Regions from separate parts of the Mus musculus genome. Here region 2 is linked to region 1. The links are chromatin loops, found by intact Hi-C in ENCODE. Cell type or tissue: heart. All regions are shown on one strand. Each heading gives the region's core, and the rest is flanking DNA. Links, peaks and the distances in the headings are about the cores only.

Region 1 (7,933 bases), core at 2,117-4,616:
ATTGACAGGGATCTGCCTTCCTCTGCCTCCTGAAATAGCATCCCTGTGGGATCTACCTCACATGCCCTTCCAGAAAAGGCAGGCACACTCAACCTGGCCTAGAGAAGGGTTTCTGGCAACCACCAGCATTCCTGGAGAACTTGTGAAACCTGCTCCCCTCTGGCAAAAAGAAGCCATTTTTCTTCCCTCTGGCAGAAGGGACAAATGGCTCTCCATAAACAAGTATCTGTGGGTGCCCAGCAAAGCCCATGCTGGCCTCCAGACGCCATCTGTCCCTATTCACACAAGTTCTGTTATCCAGAGCCCCTGCCCTGGCATCCTGGCCCCTCCCTCACCTCAGACTGCCATCGCTCCCCTCCCTTCCCCCATATCTACACTAAAAACCATCCCTGATAACAGCCATGTTGAAGAGGTCAGCTCATGAACTTTGGAAAATTACACCAGACCCCTCCCCTCCTGGAAGGGAAAGTTCAGTCAGTGCTCTTAACCACTGAGCCATCTCTCAATCCTGCCCCTTATGTCGGTCCTGGAACTCACTCTGTAGACCAGGCTGGCCTTGAACTCAGAAATCCACCTGCCTCTGCCTCCCAAGTGCTGGGATTACAGGCATGCGCCACCACTGCCAGGCTATGTCAGCCTTTTCTTAACTGAGTCCCCTCAAGTAACATCTGGTGCTGAACACCCAGGAGAGAACAAATGAACTCCCAGGGCCCTGGCCTCTCCTAACTGAACAGAGCTGCTAATGTGACTCTCCTAAGAGAATTCATGTCACTGAGTCAAGAAGTTTCTCTCGCCCTAACGGGCGCCTACTACACGAAAGGGATGCCTCTCCTCTGTGACTCAGCATATTTCTCTCTAACAGGCCTCTTAGTCTGGTTGGGGCTGGTGCTAACTGAAGTTCTTGTCACCAGGTGGCAGTTGGAATATCCAGAAATGAGCTCCACCTGGCCTATAGGAGGATTTCTCATAGATAAAGCCTGAAGGCAGCATTCCTTGGGAACTTGTGAATCTGGCTCCCATTTTCTGAAAGGAGTCATTTCCCTTACTTATGGCAGAAGGGACATGTGACTACCTGTGGCACCTATTGGCATATCAAAATACATGGTGGTCTCCAGCCTGGATCTCCATCTGCTTGGATATGGGTTTAAGCCAATAGAAAGTCTTCATGTGCCAGCCAGAGACTACACTGTGTGCTTGGGATCCCAGTAGCATTGAGCTGTTTGCAGGGTGAGCTTTTAAGGGCGGGAGGTGGGGGTGGTGCACGAGCAAGCACGCATGTATGTATGCACATTGATGTTCTGGGTTGCCATACTTCAGTTAACAAGAACAGTTAGCCAGAAGTGGAACTACAGAAACCACAGGTCAGCACAGGTAGAGAGATTTCCAGAACTACAGATTTTGATGGACTAGGTCTTTCTTTACATTCTGTCAGGGGATGCTGTCTTGTGCTGAGCCTTACAGCCTGAATGGCACTTGTATCCTAGAGCCAGTAGTGCTAAGGTCTGGGGACCTCCTAAGGCCTGGGGCTTGTTTCACAGGCTCCATCTCTAGCCTTACTGGGACCCTGTCACATGGAAAGGGACACCTTGGCCGGTTGGGACATTCCTCTCTCTGACAGGTCTCTCAGTCCACTTGGGGACACCCTGAATTGAAATTCTTGCTGACAGGATTCTTACCCTTCTCTGTCCCATCCTTGCTGGCCCCTTTCCTAAAGTCACTCCCATCTCCTCCTTCTCTGCCCCAGGCTCCCTCCTCCCTGGTCCCTCAGCTTGTTCCTGGAGGCCCAGCTCTGCAGGCTCATAATCTCTTTCCCTCGTCAGACCCTGAGACTCAGAGATGTCGCTAAAGCCTCCCTGTTTTACTGCGTGGCTCCAGAACATTCAGTCGCCAAATTCTGTTACATTGTGACAACTTTTACCACCAAGAATCTCTTATCTCTAAAAGCTCACCACTCCTTACATCCTTCTGTCGGAGCCTTCCCTGCTCCATGCTCAACTAGTTCTGCCCCCAAATCACTAAATTCAGTCTTACAAAGATTCACACTGCTTTTCCATATGGATAATATTTTTTTAAATTGTTTTATGCTGTTCTACTCTATAAAAAGGCTGACTCTGGAATTAGGTCATAGCCCCTGCTTTCTCCAGAACCAAGCATGCTTGTTTCAAAATTTCCTCCAAAATCTCTGTCCCGGGTGAGGCAGGCCACCTGACTCTGAGACAGGGTGAAAGAGAGCAAAACAGAAAGGGCCAAGAAAGACGCTGTGTGCTCGAAAACAGCTAAAAAGTAAAGTATTCCCCATAGCCTACAGCTGCATAGCCCACACTCCTTGGCTTGAATTCTCTCTCTGAGTCACTCTGTTCTCTTAGAGCTCCAGAACTTTTGCTAAAGTATAAACTTTATCTCAATATTTGTAAGACCATTGTGTAATAAACTTTCTGTTTCTCAGGGTAAGTTCGTAGGGTGTGGCTAAAATCAAGAACAACACACAAATAGCTTAAGACTTGTAACAGCAGGCTTGTATGCAACCTGGATTCCACTCTTGTTTAGGAAAATAGATTTTGTTGTTGTTTATCACCGGCTGTGTCCCCAGCCAGCTTCCTAAGTGATGACACTGGGACGTCTCATCAGTTATGAAGCTGGGCCCCAGCTTAGGCTTGTTCCCCACTAGTTAGTATGACTTAAACTCACCTATTTCTATTAGGCTACATTCTGCCATAGGCTGTGTTACCTCAGTCAGCTTTTTATGAAACGGATCAGAAGGGTTTGGAGGGAGTGTGTACAAGATGCAGCTTTAAGAATAAAATACCAGCCGGGCGTGGTGGCGCACGCCTTTAACCCCAGCACTCGGGAGGCAGAGGCAGGTGGATTTCTGAGTTCGAGGCCAGCCTGGTCTACAGAGTGAGTTCCAGGACAGCCAGGGCTACAGAGAAACCCTGTCTTGAAAAACAAAACAAACAAACAAACAAACAGAATAAAATACCAAAGACAACCTTTACACAATGCACAAAAGGATCGCCCCCAACAGTCTTTGTGGTTGAAAGAGTGTGTGCCTCAAGGGCTTATCTTAGCTTGCATAGCAACTATCAAGTTGCAGCTATAGAGTAAACTAATTAAGGAAAACCAATCAAACGTTTTAGTCCTATCGAGTCCTCCTTTCTAAGCCAAATAGTCAACAGCAAGTCTTCAAAATATTTTGGATTATGATGGATTTTTGTATGGATTTTTTTCCTAAGGGTAATAAAATGAGGACGAATGCATGAACAAGGCTTATGAAAAATAGGACAGAGGTGGCTCAGCGGTTAAGAGCACTGACTGCTCTGCCAGAGGTCCCAGAGTTCATTCCCAGCAACCACATGGTGGCTCATGACCATCTATAAAGGAATCTGGCGCCCTCTTCTGGCCTTCAGGTGTATGTACAGACAGCACTCCTACTTTTAAAAAAAAAAAAAAAAAACATACATACAAAATTGTAAAACAACACCAACCTATGTTTAATGGTTAAGGTTTGTAAGTTCCCAAAGTAATAAAGGTTAGCAGAAACTGACTCACTCATGTCCATCTAACCACTTATGTCTCTGGTGTGCTCAACACCAGGCTTCTAAAAAATGTAGATAAGGAACATGTTGGATGAATAAAGTTTATGGAATCCTAAGGCCGACACAGGGCAGCAAGAACTGACCTGAAGCTGTGTGTCTGTTTGCCTTTGCAAACTCTGTTAAGCTTTTGCTATTGGAATAAACTGAATCATATCAGAAACTGATATTCCTCTGGAAAGATGGCTCAGCAGTTAAGAGCACTGTCTGCTCTTCCAAAGGTCCTGAGTTCAAATCCCAGAAACCACATGGTGGATCACAATCACCTGTTGTGAGATCTGGTGCCCTCTTCTGGTGCATCTGAAGTCAGCTACAGTGTACTTATTTATAATAATAAATAAATCTTTGGAATGGAGTGAGCAGGGACTGAGCAAGCAGGGCCAACCAGAGCGAGCAGAGGTCCTAAAATTCAATTCCCCAAAACCACATGAAGGCTCACAACCATCTGTACAGCTACAGTGTACTCACATACATTAAATAAATAAATAAATAAATAAGTATTAAAAAGAGAGAGTGAGAAATTGATAGTCTGTGATGGTGTCCTATGAAAGGCTGGGGAATATAAGGCTCCCAGTTTCTCTGCATTTATAGTTTAAGGTTTTTATTTCGATGCTACAGCATCTTCAATGAAGTCTTCAATTCAAAATTTAAAGACTTAACAGGGTTAAACTTTAAAAAATCCTAATTTAATAAGAGCTACTAACTTGCCAGGCAGTGGTAGCACACGCCTTTAATCCCAGCACTTGGGAGGCAGAGGCAGGCAGATTTCTGAATTCAAGGCCACCCTGGTCTATAGAGTGAGTTCCAGGACAGCCAGGGCTACACAGAGAAATGGTGTCTCAAACAAACAAACAGACAAACAACAACAAAAACAAACAAACAAAGAATTTTAATGAGCTCAGAACTCTCTGTGCTGTCATGTTAAATACAAATGCAGTTCATTTAGTAGCACAAGCTTTAGTTGTCTCTATATACTGGTGTCAGGGTTTTACTGCTGTGAGCAGGCACCATGACCAAGGCAATTCTTCTTATAAGGACAACATTTAATTGGGGCTGGCTTACAGGTCAGAGGTTCAGTCCATTATCATCAAAACAGGACCATGGCGACATCAAGGCAGGCGTGAGCTGAGAGTTCTGCATCTTCATCTGAAGGCTACTAGCACCATACTAACTGACAGGCAGCTAGGAGTAGGGTCTTAAAGCCCACACCCACAGTGACACGCCTACTCTAACAAGGGAACACCTCCAAATAGTGCTACTTCCTGGACCAAGCATATAGAAACCACCACATTCCACTCCCTGGCCCCCATAGGCTTGTTCAAACATATGAGTCTATGGGGGTCATACCTAAACAGAGCATAATGCAAACATACATTTAGTCCACTTCAAAAGCCCCATAGTTTACAGCAGTCTCAACAATATTAAAAGTCTAAAGTTCAAGGTCTCTTCTTAGATTCATCCAATCACTTAACCGTGATCCCTGAATCAAGACAGGAAACCAGCTGGGCAAACTCCAAATCCTGCATCTCCATGGCTGATGTCAAAGCAGGCTTCAGATCTCCAACTCCTTCCTTCCTTCCTTCCTTCCTTCCTTCCTTCCTTCCTTCCTTTCTCTCTTTCTTTCTTTCTTTCCTTCCTTCCTTCCTTCTTTCTTTTTTTTCTGAGACAGGGTTTCTCTGTGTAGCCTTGGTTGTCCTGGAACTCACTCTGTAGACCAGGCTGGCCTCGAACTCAGAAATCCGCCTGCCTCTGCCTCCCAAGTGCTGGGATTAAAGGTGTACACAGCCAAGCCTGGCTCCAACTCCTTTTTCATCTTTGTTGACTGCAACAAACTTCTTTCTCCTGGGCTGGTTCCACTCTGTTAGCAGCTTTCCTCAGCAGACAGCCCATGACTCTGGCATCTCAAACATCTTGGGGCCTCCAAGGCAACTTCAATGTTATAGCTTCTTGTTCCAGAGTGTGGGATCCACACATGACCTTGGGCTCCTCCAAAGGGCTTGGAGCTCTTTCACAGCTCTGCCCTCTGTAGCACTCTAAGCTTGGGTTGATCCACTCCACTGCTGCTGCTGTTCTTGGTGATCATCCCATGGTACTGACATCTCCAACACACCGGGGGCTTCTTTGCGCCTAGGCTTCACTAGTAGCCTCTCATTGGCTCTCTTCATGGTGCCAAGCCTCAAATCCTTTTTGTGACCCCTTCAGTCCTGGGCTGTCAACTACAACCGAGGCTGAACCATCACCTATGTCCTTCCATGGCCTTTCACAGTGCCAAGCCTCAGCTGTTCTTCATGACCTCTCCATACCTTCAAAACTGGTATCACCTGGGTGACACTTGCACATTACTAAGCACAGCTGCAGCACAAGTTTTAACTTGGCTATCTCTGGAACACAGCTTCTTTGTGCTCTCAGGAAACACTTCCCAGAAGATTTCACCTCAGTGATGCTGGTTTCTTCTTAATCATCACTAATTTCTTAGCTCCAGCCAACCAGCATCAATTATCCCAGTAGTTCCTTCTATTCTGGACTCTAAAGCCAGAGCCATGTGTCCAAAGCTGCCAAATTCTGCTGCTTGCTCAGGCTGGAACATGGCCCCTTGTTCTATTACATTATCACCAGCTTTCAGTTTTCCAACTCCTTCACTGCCTAGGTTTAGCTACCCTGGAGCTTGCTTCTTAGACTGACTTTGAACTCTGAGATCTGCATGCCTGGCTCCTAAGCACTGGCATTTGAAAGTGTGGTCCACCCAGACAGAATTTAAGTTTTTCTTCACCTAGAACTTGCATTGGCCTTGAACTCAGAGATCTGCTTGTCTTTGCCTCCTGGGACTAAAGGCTTGTGCTACCAAGCTCGGACCTTAATTATTCCGTTAATTCAACGTAATATCGGTGAGGACAGGACTCAGCTCCATTGCACTTCCTGGTGTCCATTTAATGCTCAAACCATATATTTTGTATTTTTCCTTTCTCAGCTTGCTGTGCTTGTTCAAAATGCTCTTCATGAGACTTAACCAGAGAACAAAAGTCTGTGATGGGCATTTCTGAGACTTCCCTTGTCAATGCAATTAATTTGATCTCTCTCTCTCTCTCTCTTTTTCTGAGACAGGGTTTCTCTATGTAGCCCTGGCTGTCCTGGAACTCACTCTGTAGACCAGGCTGGCCTTGTACTCAGAAATCTGCCTGCCTCTGCCTCCCAAGTGCTGGGGTTAAAGGCGTGCACCACCACTGCCCTGTTGAGTCTCTCTCTCCCTCTCTCTCTCTCTCTTTTTTTTTTTTTGTTTTTTCGAGACAGGGTTTCTCTGTATAGCCCTGGCTGTCCTGGAGCTCACTTTGTAGACCAGGCTGGCCTCGAACTCAGAAATCCGCCTGCCTCTGCCTCCCGAGTGCTGGGATTAAAGGCGTGCACCACCACGCCCGGCTCCTGCTGAGTCTCTTAACCTTAGCTTCAGGCAGACTCTTCAGAAAAGGGCAAGAAGTAGTCACATTCTACACCAAAATACCACAAGAACATTCTCTAGGCCACATATTGAAATTCTCCACTGAAACCTCTTGGGTTAGCTCATTAAGCCCCATTTAAAGCATTCCACTGCTTTCCAAACCCAAAGTTCCCAAATCCACATTCTTCCAAATTCAGGCCCATCACAGCAACACCTCAGTCCCTGGTCTGTCTTAGTTAGGGTTTTACTGCTGTAAACAGATACCATGACCAAGGCGAGTCTTATAAAGGACATTTAACTGGGGCTGGCTTACAGGTTCAGAGGTTCAGTCCATTATCATCAAAACAGGAACATGGCGACATCACGGCAGGCATGCTGCAGAAGGATCTGAGAGTTCTGCATCTTCATCTGAAGGCTGCTAGTGCCATACTGACAGGCAGCTAGGAGTAGGGTCTTAAAGCCCACACCCACAATGACACACCTAACCCAACAAGGCCACACCTCCAAGTAGTGACACTCCCTGGGCCAAGCATATACAAACCCTGACTATTGGCAAGGTTAAGCCTAAAGCAAATAACTAAAACAAGTATTTGTTTAAAATCGGGTCTGCCTAATAGAAGGATTACATATTGCCTCTCAAACCCCTCAGAGATCTGCTGACTATTGCATTTATGGTGTTTAATGAAAAAGGCTCCCCCTGACCACAAATACCAGCTCCTGATAGCAGCAGGAGGCTGTCTCCAAAGATTTGCGGCAACTCACTCCCCTGGAGCTCGCTTCAAGTGTGGTACTACTGACCACTGGGCAAAGAACTGCCTGCTGGCAGGACCTGCGCAATTTAAGAACAACATTGGGTTGACTGTTTCACCGAGGTGAGTCGTTCTCCCAAATTCCTTCTCTGCAGAAA
Region 2 (7,933 bases), core at 3,049-5,548, 85 kb before region 1:
AATAAAATTATTAATATAAAATTATATATATAACAAAACCCCCAACAGGCTGTTGAAGACATATTTGAACGAGGAGCAAAGCTGCAGCTCCAGCAAGCAGCAGAACTTGACAGCTTCAGCCACATGGTTCTGGTTTCTTCAGAGTTAAAAATACAAGAAAGAAAGTATGGGATCTCCCTCCAAGGCTAAGAAGTGCCACTGAGGTCAGGCATAAGGCAGGGTTGTAAGACACGGAGGCCAAGAGAGGCCTCTGTGTGAAGCTGTGACAGTGAATTCTGGATTCCACTGGGGACCTCAAATGTTGGGGATGCCACAGTCACGGGACACCTCTCAACCAAAGGTGCTGAGAGGGAGAGGAACCAGCCCAAGAGACAGAAGTGTGATGCAGTCAACAAAGGAGACAGGAGATCTGGAGTGCTTTGACATCAGACAGGGAGATGCAGCGTTGGCCCAGCTGCTCTCTGGTCTTGCTCTGGTTCAGCATCTCCTCACGATGCTCCCTCTCCTGCATTTTGGAAAGGTGATGCACATCCTGTGCCATGGCATGGGGAAAGAATGTGATCTATAAGATTTTTTATTTTTATTTATTTGTTTGTTTGTTTTGGTTTTTCAAGACAGGTTTTCTCTGTAGCCCTGGCTGTCCTGGAACTCACTTTGTAGACCAGGCTGGCCTCGAACTCAGAAATCCGCCTGCCTCTGCCTCCTGAGTGCTGGGATTAAAGGCGTGCGCCACCACGCCTGACTCCTGATTTTTTATTTGTATTTTGCAGGGGTTACAGCTTAGGGATTGCATGGATCTCAGAAGAGACTCAGAACTTTGAAGTTCATAATGTGTTGAGATTGTGATAGACTATTAGACTATGAGGTTTTAAGTCGGCTGAAGCATTTTTGCCTTATGATATTGCTGCAAGCCTGTGGGGAACAGGAAATGGAATGTTGTGGTTTGAATTAGAATGGTTTCCCCATAGGCTCATCCATATTATAATCTTGATCATCAAGGTGTAGGAGGTGTGGCCTTGTTAGAGGAATGTGGCCCTGTTTGAGGAAAAGAGTCAGAGGGTAGGATTTGGTTTTCAAAAGCCAGGCCTAGTCTCTTTCTGTCTCTCTCTGTCTCTGTCTCTCTGTCTCTATCTGTCTCTGTCGCTGTCTCTGTCTCTCTCCTGCTGCCTATGGATCCCTATGTAGAACTCTCAGCCCTTTCCCCAGCCCCATGGCTGCCTGTGTGCATCTCTTCATGATGAGAATGGACTGACCTCTGAAATGTAAACAAGCTCCAATTAAATGATTTTTAAATGTGTTTTTATTTGTTTATGATGTCTCCTCACAGCAATACAACAATGACTAAGACATTTTCTTATGTATTTCATGCATAGAAACACCATAGTTAATTAGCTACGACCAAAGTTCCTTGGGAGTCAAGACACTATAAAATTCATGCTGCCAGAGATGACCATTCTGGGTAGGGCAGTCCACTGTGGACATTATGTTGTCTCTGCTTCCCATTGTGGTAATTACAATCACCCTGCCTTTGGCAATTGGGCGCTGTTGAGAATTAAACCCACTGCATTTAATTCATTCAATTCAGCAGCAGCAGGATCTCCAACCCTAAGGTCTGCACAAGGAAAAGGACGACGACAAAGCTCTTCAAATGTGCTGGTGCCCTCTCAACATTTTGTGCCTTATATGATCAGTGAAGGGCGTGTCTTCTGGGCTGTCCCATGGCTAAAGAATTAGGTTTCACACAGCATGACCACTCCACCATTGCATATTCCCTCAGCTGTAAATCCCTCCATCAACACTAAGCCAAGACATATTAGACATCTTCAACTCCTTTTCAGTAGACCATCTTTCCATAACCACTTCAGCTAAAGATTCAAACACAGTCTTGACAACTTTTTAAAATGTGAAATCTTCCATACTAAAGCTACAATCTTTACACAGTGGACCCATGTCAAAAAACTCAGCCTGACCCAGTTTTATGTTCCTTCCACTATTATCCCACACCCTCAGAATCCATTCCCACACATGTTCCCCACATGCTACTTAATGAATTAGCAAACTCGTCAAGCTCCTTACATGAGTGCACAGAAGTGCAGGGTTACTCCTCATGGACTACACACTCCACCTTCCCTCCTGGAATCTACTTTGTCTGAAGTCTGGTTATAGGTCTAGAGACAGGTAACACAGCTGCTGAACAACCCTGGAGTTGAGAAAGGACTGTTGGATTCGATTGGCGCACATATGTGAGAACCTCAGAATGGAAGGAAGGAAATGTGTTGAGTTCAGGGAAATGGTTTGCCTTTGTTTCAACATGAAAAGTAAAGCTATAACTTCCTTCAAAATTCATAAAGATGAGATTTGACCAGAGGAGACATCCTGAAAATCTTGGCTGCAAAAATGAAGACAACAAGCAGATCAACAAAACTAAACAAAACATGAATTCTCATCCCTCTATGTGGAAACAGCTATGAAGAAGGCCAAGAATGGAATGTCTCCAGCCAGGATGTCAGCTATTCATGTCCAATAAATCTTGTTGGCTACAAAGTCCACATGACTTATGAGGTTATCCTTTCATGTGGCACAAGTGGATATTTATATTGCAGCTTGAGTATATAGCGCAAACAGAGTTATAAAGCTCTGTGCACACTGTACATTCCATACATGTGTTAATGTAGAAATGCATATCACCTATAAAAGTTTGTGTGTTTACAGAGAAAGGACCAGACACCAAAGAAGACAAGACAAATAGCCTAAATGATCCAACCTCAAACTGCCTTAATGGCTGGCCCCTCAAAATTATGCATCCAGAACAACTTCAAAATAGCTAATCTTGCAGCCTCAAAGACTGCCCCACCCAAGGATTCAGCTAAGCCCTGCACCTTCCTAGCACACAGCGAATGCACAGCAAATGTTACAGCTTGCTTTCTTAGGACTTGACCATTATCCTCATTGCCTTGGTGCCCCTGAGAGATATCATCATTCCCAGAAAGCGGGAAACAATTTTATACACACTAAGCCCTCATTCCCAAGAGTGGGGTGGTAGGTATGTGGTTGTTGAGTGGGTGTAGAATAAGTAGCAGTGGTCACAAGATCTTAAAGGTTCTGGTCATGGAGCAAACAAAGGGAAGGAGATTAGATTCTGGGGTTTCTCTCTCTCTTTTTCTCTCAGTCGTTCTTTCTCTACTATCTGGCCAGGCATTGGTGGCACACGCCTTTAATCCAAGCCCTTGGGAGGCAGAGGCAGGCAGACGTCTGAGTTTGAGGCCAGCTGGTCTACAAAGTGAGTTCCAGGACAGTCAGGGCTATACAGAGAACCCTGTCTCGAAAAAAGAAAGAAAGAGAGAGAGAGAGAAAGAAAGAAAGAAAGAAAGAAAGAAAGAAAGAAAGAAAGAAAGAGGGGGAGAAAGAAAGATAGTTTTAATAATAATAATAATGGTAATAATAATAAATAATAATAACAAAATGTTTAGCCTCTCCTTTTGCTCACAATCCAGAAGAGGTAGTGGAAGAGAAAAGTTATTTAGATATGGGGGAAGTGGACCTGTTTAACAATAGCTTTTGGGGGGCAAGCTCAATTTTCTTTGTCAGCAGTTCAGTCCCATGGCAAACACCAAATACGAATCAACAGCTTCAGTCCAGACTTCTTGGCCAGCAGACCCCATACAGGAACCAGCAGGTACAGTCCAGTCCTCTCAGTAGGGAAACACCATGCCTGAATCAGCAACTGTAGAAACCAGAAGAGCAAGCAGACACAGAGCAAGCCTTTCCTTCTTCCAGGTCTTCATGTAGGCTTCCAGCAGAAGTCATGGCCCAGAGCAAAAAGTGGGAGGGGCTCCTGCTCAAATATTCTGGTTTACACCTGTGTCTTCCTACCTCAAAGAAAAGGATCAGAAATTGATTTTCACACTTCAAATTAAGCAAAAACACCTCACAGATGCTGCCCTCCATTTTGAGGTTTTAGTTAACCCCACATGTAGCTGACATCAAAGAATCATCACCATGGTCCCTGTCCGAGTTCTGGAACTGCTCTCTGGGGCTTTGCAGCTCCTTTTAGCACCCATGGCTCTGCCTCCTGCCTCCCCTCTTACAGGGAGTTTTCTTCCCACGGCTGGAAAAGCACGTAAAGTTCTTCTGGATGTAGTTTGATGAGAGCAGGGCGGCCTGAGACCTGAGAGCCCTGGAGAAGTGCAGATAGGAAGGAGGCCCTGGGGCAGCTCAGCAGCCTGGATCCCCTTTACCCTCAGCTCTGTGGGTTCAGACGCTGTCCTCTTTGTTTCTTCCACCAGGCGGCGCTGTTGCCCAAGAATGCGATGCTTCTCTTTCATCTTCAACAGGTGAGACTCTGGAGGGTCTGCAGTGGGAGGGAAGATGGGAAAGGGGACACCTTTCTCTGCAGGAATGCTCTGGATGTTGGGATGTCATGGGCTGTTACAAATTAGCATTCAAACGTCTGAGTCGAATTTATCTTGTTCATAGGGAATCAAAAACTCACATCAGCTCAAGTGCAAAGATGAGCACACACTGTGTCTTCTTCCTGGGATGAGGCTGTGACCCACTGGGCATGGTAGGTTCATAAAATGAAATATCATCTGTATTTTTAATTTTATGCTTTTTGACAAATTGTCATTTCAATACACTCTATTTCAACCATCTTTTCCTGTCCTGTTACAGAGCGCTCTTCATTGGCTGGTGGGACAGTGATGTCCAAACATTCCTGTGCCCTCCACTCCTGTCCTCACACTCTGGATGTGTAGGAGAAAGAGAAGGAGTATTTTTCAAATCATATTTTTAAAATTTTATTGTCATGAGATGTAATCATTTTTGTATGTGAATATGTATGTGCACTAGCACTAGCATTCGATCCCTGGGAACTGAAGTTGCAGATGGTTGACAGCCACCATGTGCTGATGGAACTCACCCTGGATCCTCTGCAACAGGAACTGTTACAAACGCGTTCTCTCACACCCGGCCAGGAAGAACACAACAACCAGAATCTTCTGCGGCAAAGCTTTATTGCTTACATCTTTATGGGGCCAGAGCGCCAGAGCGCGCGGGAGAGCGAGGGCGCGCCAGAGCGCCGAGTCCTATTGTTACATCTTTAGGCAGCGAGAGAGCGCAAGGCGCGCAGAGCCAGAGAGATGCCAGCGAGAGAGAGATGGCGGAAACCCCCTCCCTCTTTAAGGAGAACTATATTTTTGCTAGGATGCATCACTCCCTGATTGGCTGCAGCCCATGGCCGAGTTGTAGTCACGGGGAAGGCAGAGTACATGGGGGGAGGAGTACCCTGGCACATGCGCAGATTATTTGTTTACCACTTAGAACACAGGATGTCAGCGCCACCTTGTGACAGCGAATGTGGGGCGGCTCCCAACAAGGAACACGTGCTCTCAGCTCTGAGCCATCTCTCCAGCCACCACTGGAATGTTCACATCAAAACCACACAGCTGATCCACAGCCTGCTGCTGAGCACATGAGAGAAACTAGAGGCCCAGGAAGAGACAGTGTCAGTGCATAGCTCAGGAGGGAGGGGAGCTGGGCACTGATGGGGAGAGGCCTGAGGACAGAGACAGAGAGGGGCTGAGCAGGAGGGGACAGAGGCAAAGGGGGAGACCTAACTCCGCAGAGTCCCCTGTTGGAGGGTATCTCTGTCAGATTGCACTGGACACATCTGCAGAACCCTGCTGGTCTCTTCCATTTCATAGTGAACGCTATGCTGGTTTGAATGAGAACAGCCACACGGGCTCATAGGAATGAATCCTTCATATCCAGCAGATGGAACTCTTGAGAAAGATTGGAGGTGTGGCTTGGTTGGAGAAGTGTCACTGGGCTGGGCATTGAGGTTTTAAACATTTCCAGGCTCCAGGCACCTGCGTTTGGCTGTGCCTGTGGTCTGGCTGGACTTTAATGGCGTAGGTTGCGGAAAGCTGGACCAGGGACCATTATAGAGCAGGTGAACGTGCAGACCGCCATTGCGCATGAGCAGGAGCTGCTCAAGATGACTGACAGGCGTTTCAGGAAGTGCATCAGGAAGCCTGGGGCTCCTTGGACAACTCTGAGCAGGAATGCATCACCATATGCATGGACCGTTACAAGGACGCCTTGAACACTGTGTCCTACGCCTACAACTCTCGACTGCCACTGGAACAAGCCAACGTGTGATCGACACCTGTGCTTTCTGACAGTGCTCTCAGAAGACAGCAAGGACCAGTGTGAGTGCAGGGACATGGCTGACCCACTGAGCTGTGACCTCATGAGAGAGCAAGCCAATGAAGCACTGATGGGAGGGTGGGGAGGAGCGACTCCCACTGTTCCCAGTGTCTCTCCTTTGGTATGCAGATAGATGTGTGAGCTTACACTGTTCTTGTACCATGTCTTTCCTCTGCCGTCATGGATTCACATTCTCTGAAAGTAGAGAACAGATTAAAAACATTCACAACTTGATGGGGTCCCAACGTCTTATAGTCGTAGAAAAGTAACGAAAGCCAAGTGTGATGACACAGGCCATTAATCCCAGCAGACAGGCGAACTCTGTGAGTTCAAGGCCAGCCTGATGAACATGGTCATCTGTGGAGACCCACCTTGCCTTATAAAAACAGGATAAAACAGAAGAAAAGTAACAGAGACAGATCCTTCTGTGGAGCTGCTTAAGGCCAGTTGCTTCCCTAGTCAGGATGAAACCTAAGAGCATCAAGTTCTCAGGGAAACGGGGGAGAGGTCAGGTCAAACTCCACACAACCAAAACCTGTGTAAACTTAATCTTTCCCAATATCACTGATCAGGGGTGAAACCTCGAAACACCAGTGTGTGCTCTCTGGCATGAGGATCATCTTTCTTCCAGTGTCCACACTGCACAGGCGTGAGGAACTCTGGGGCCAACTCAGTTATCAGATCCAGTGTCCCACACAGCTGTGACATTCATGTCTCTCACCTCATCAGCTCTTAAGTGTGAGTGAAGGTCAGGGAGGGAGGGAGAGGGTCAGAAATTACATAACTTCTACCACACTATCATCCTTTTTCTGTGGTATAGTCGGTGACAGCTCCTCTCCTACTGTGATTAAGTCACTAAAACAAATGTACCTTGGACGTGCAGACACAGAGAAGTGCAGTGGAGACAGCGATCAGTGCCCTGCTGTCTGTGGTCTGCACAGGGGTCTCTCTTCAGTGGACAAGGGGGTCTCCTGTGCTGAGACAACGACAATCCACTTGGACAATCTCAGAAGCCTCTAACCCTGAGGCTGAGAAGACAAATCCTAAGGGGAGAGCAAAGTCTACACTTAACAGATGAGAGTCCTGCACTCAGGCTTGGCAGTGTGAACCACCCCTTGCAGGTGAACAGAGCCTGGTCTCTGTGGGGTCCGTGTGGGCTTGCAGGCCAGCGCCTCTGCTTTAAGGAGAAACCTCTCTCCACTGCGTCCCCAAGCGCTTGTGTCCCCATTGTATTCCCGGAAGTGGCTTTTCTTCTAGAAGACACTAGGGTGTGACTTCTGAAGAGAAGAAGGAAGAGGAAGGGTGGAGGAGAGGACATAGAGAGTCTGGCCTGAGAGTCTCTCCTGGTGTCCTGACAGCTTCTGGATCAGGACTTAGAGACTCCACAGCACAGGGTTCAGGCAAAGTCCTAGTCTCCAGTGTATGAGGTCAGGGCTGGGGAAGCCCAGGGCTGGGGATTCCCCATCTGGTCAGTTTCACTTCTGCTCCTAACCTGGGTCAGGCGCTTCTGTCAGGACACTGATGACACGCCTACAGGTCTCACACCCAATGGGTGGCGCGTTCCTGGGGAACCAACCAGCTTCGCGGAGGCAAAGTCCACACAGCTAGCAGAACTCAGATGCCCCGGATCCCAGATAGGATTGGATGGCTTGGCGCACAGTGCTCCTGCTGCTGGAGGCCGCCCTGGCCCCGACTCAGACCTGTGCGGGTGAGTGCGGGGTCGGGA

The links. Hi-C counts contacts between places; a loop is a spot of excess contacts. Peaks named below come from ENCODE experiments on the same cell type or tissue, not always from the same donor. Only the 100,000 strongest peaks of a DNase experiment are listed, where the experiment ranks them.
Region 2: a loop joins it to region 1, with 4 times the contacts of the local background. A loop is called at or near these places in 3 of 42 quality-filtered maps.

What each region holds. Positions count from the first base shown.
Region 1 is chr17:33,892,741-33,900,673 of GRCm38, reverse strand. It overlaps a transcript of Smim40 not described here. Among named protein-coding and RNA genes, the nearest start is that of Kifc1, 6.1 kb to the right of the region's middle. In heart, for the core only: a CTCF peak has its summit at 3,395 (motif pointing left); a DNase peak (open chromatin) is centred at 2,243.
Region 2 is chr17:33,978,709-33,986,641 of GRCm38, reverse strand. It overlaps AA388235 (expressed sequence AA388235), which reads right to left and starts at 5,150. Exons shown (of 1, transcript NR_033305.1): 1 at 1,284-5,150. It also overlaps the pseudogene H2-K2. In heart, for the core only: CTCF peaks have their summits at 4,274 (motif pointing right) and 5,345 (motif pointing left); DNase peaks (open chromatin) are centred at 4,281 and 5,331; H3K4me3 peaks cover 1,182 bases; H3K27ac peaks cover 569 bases.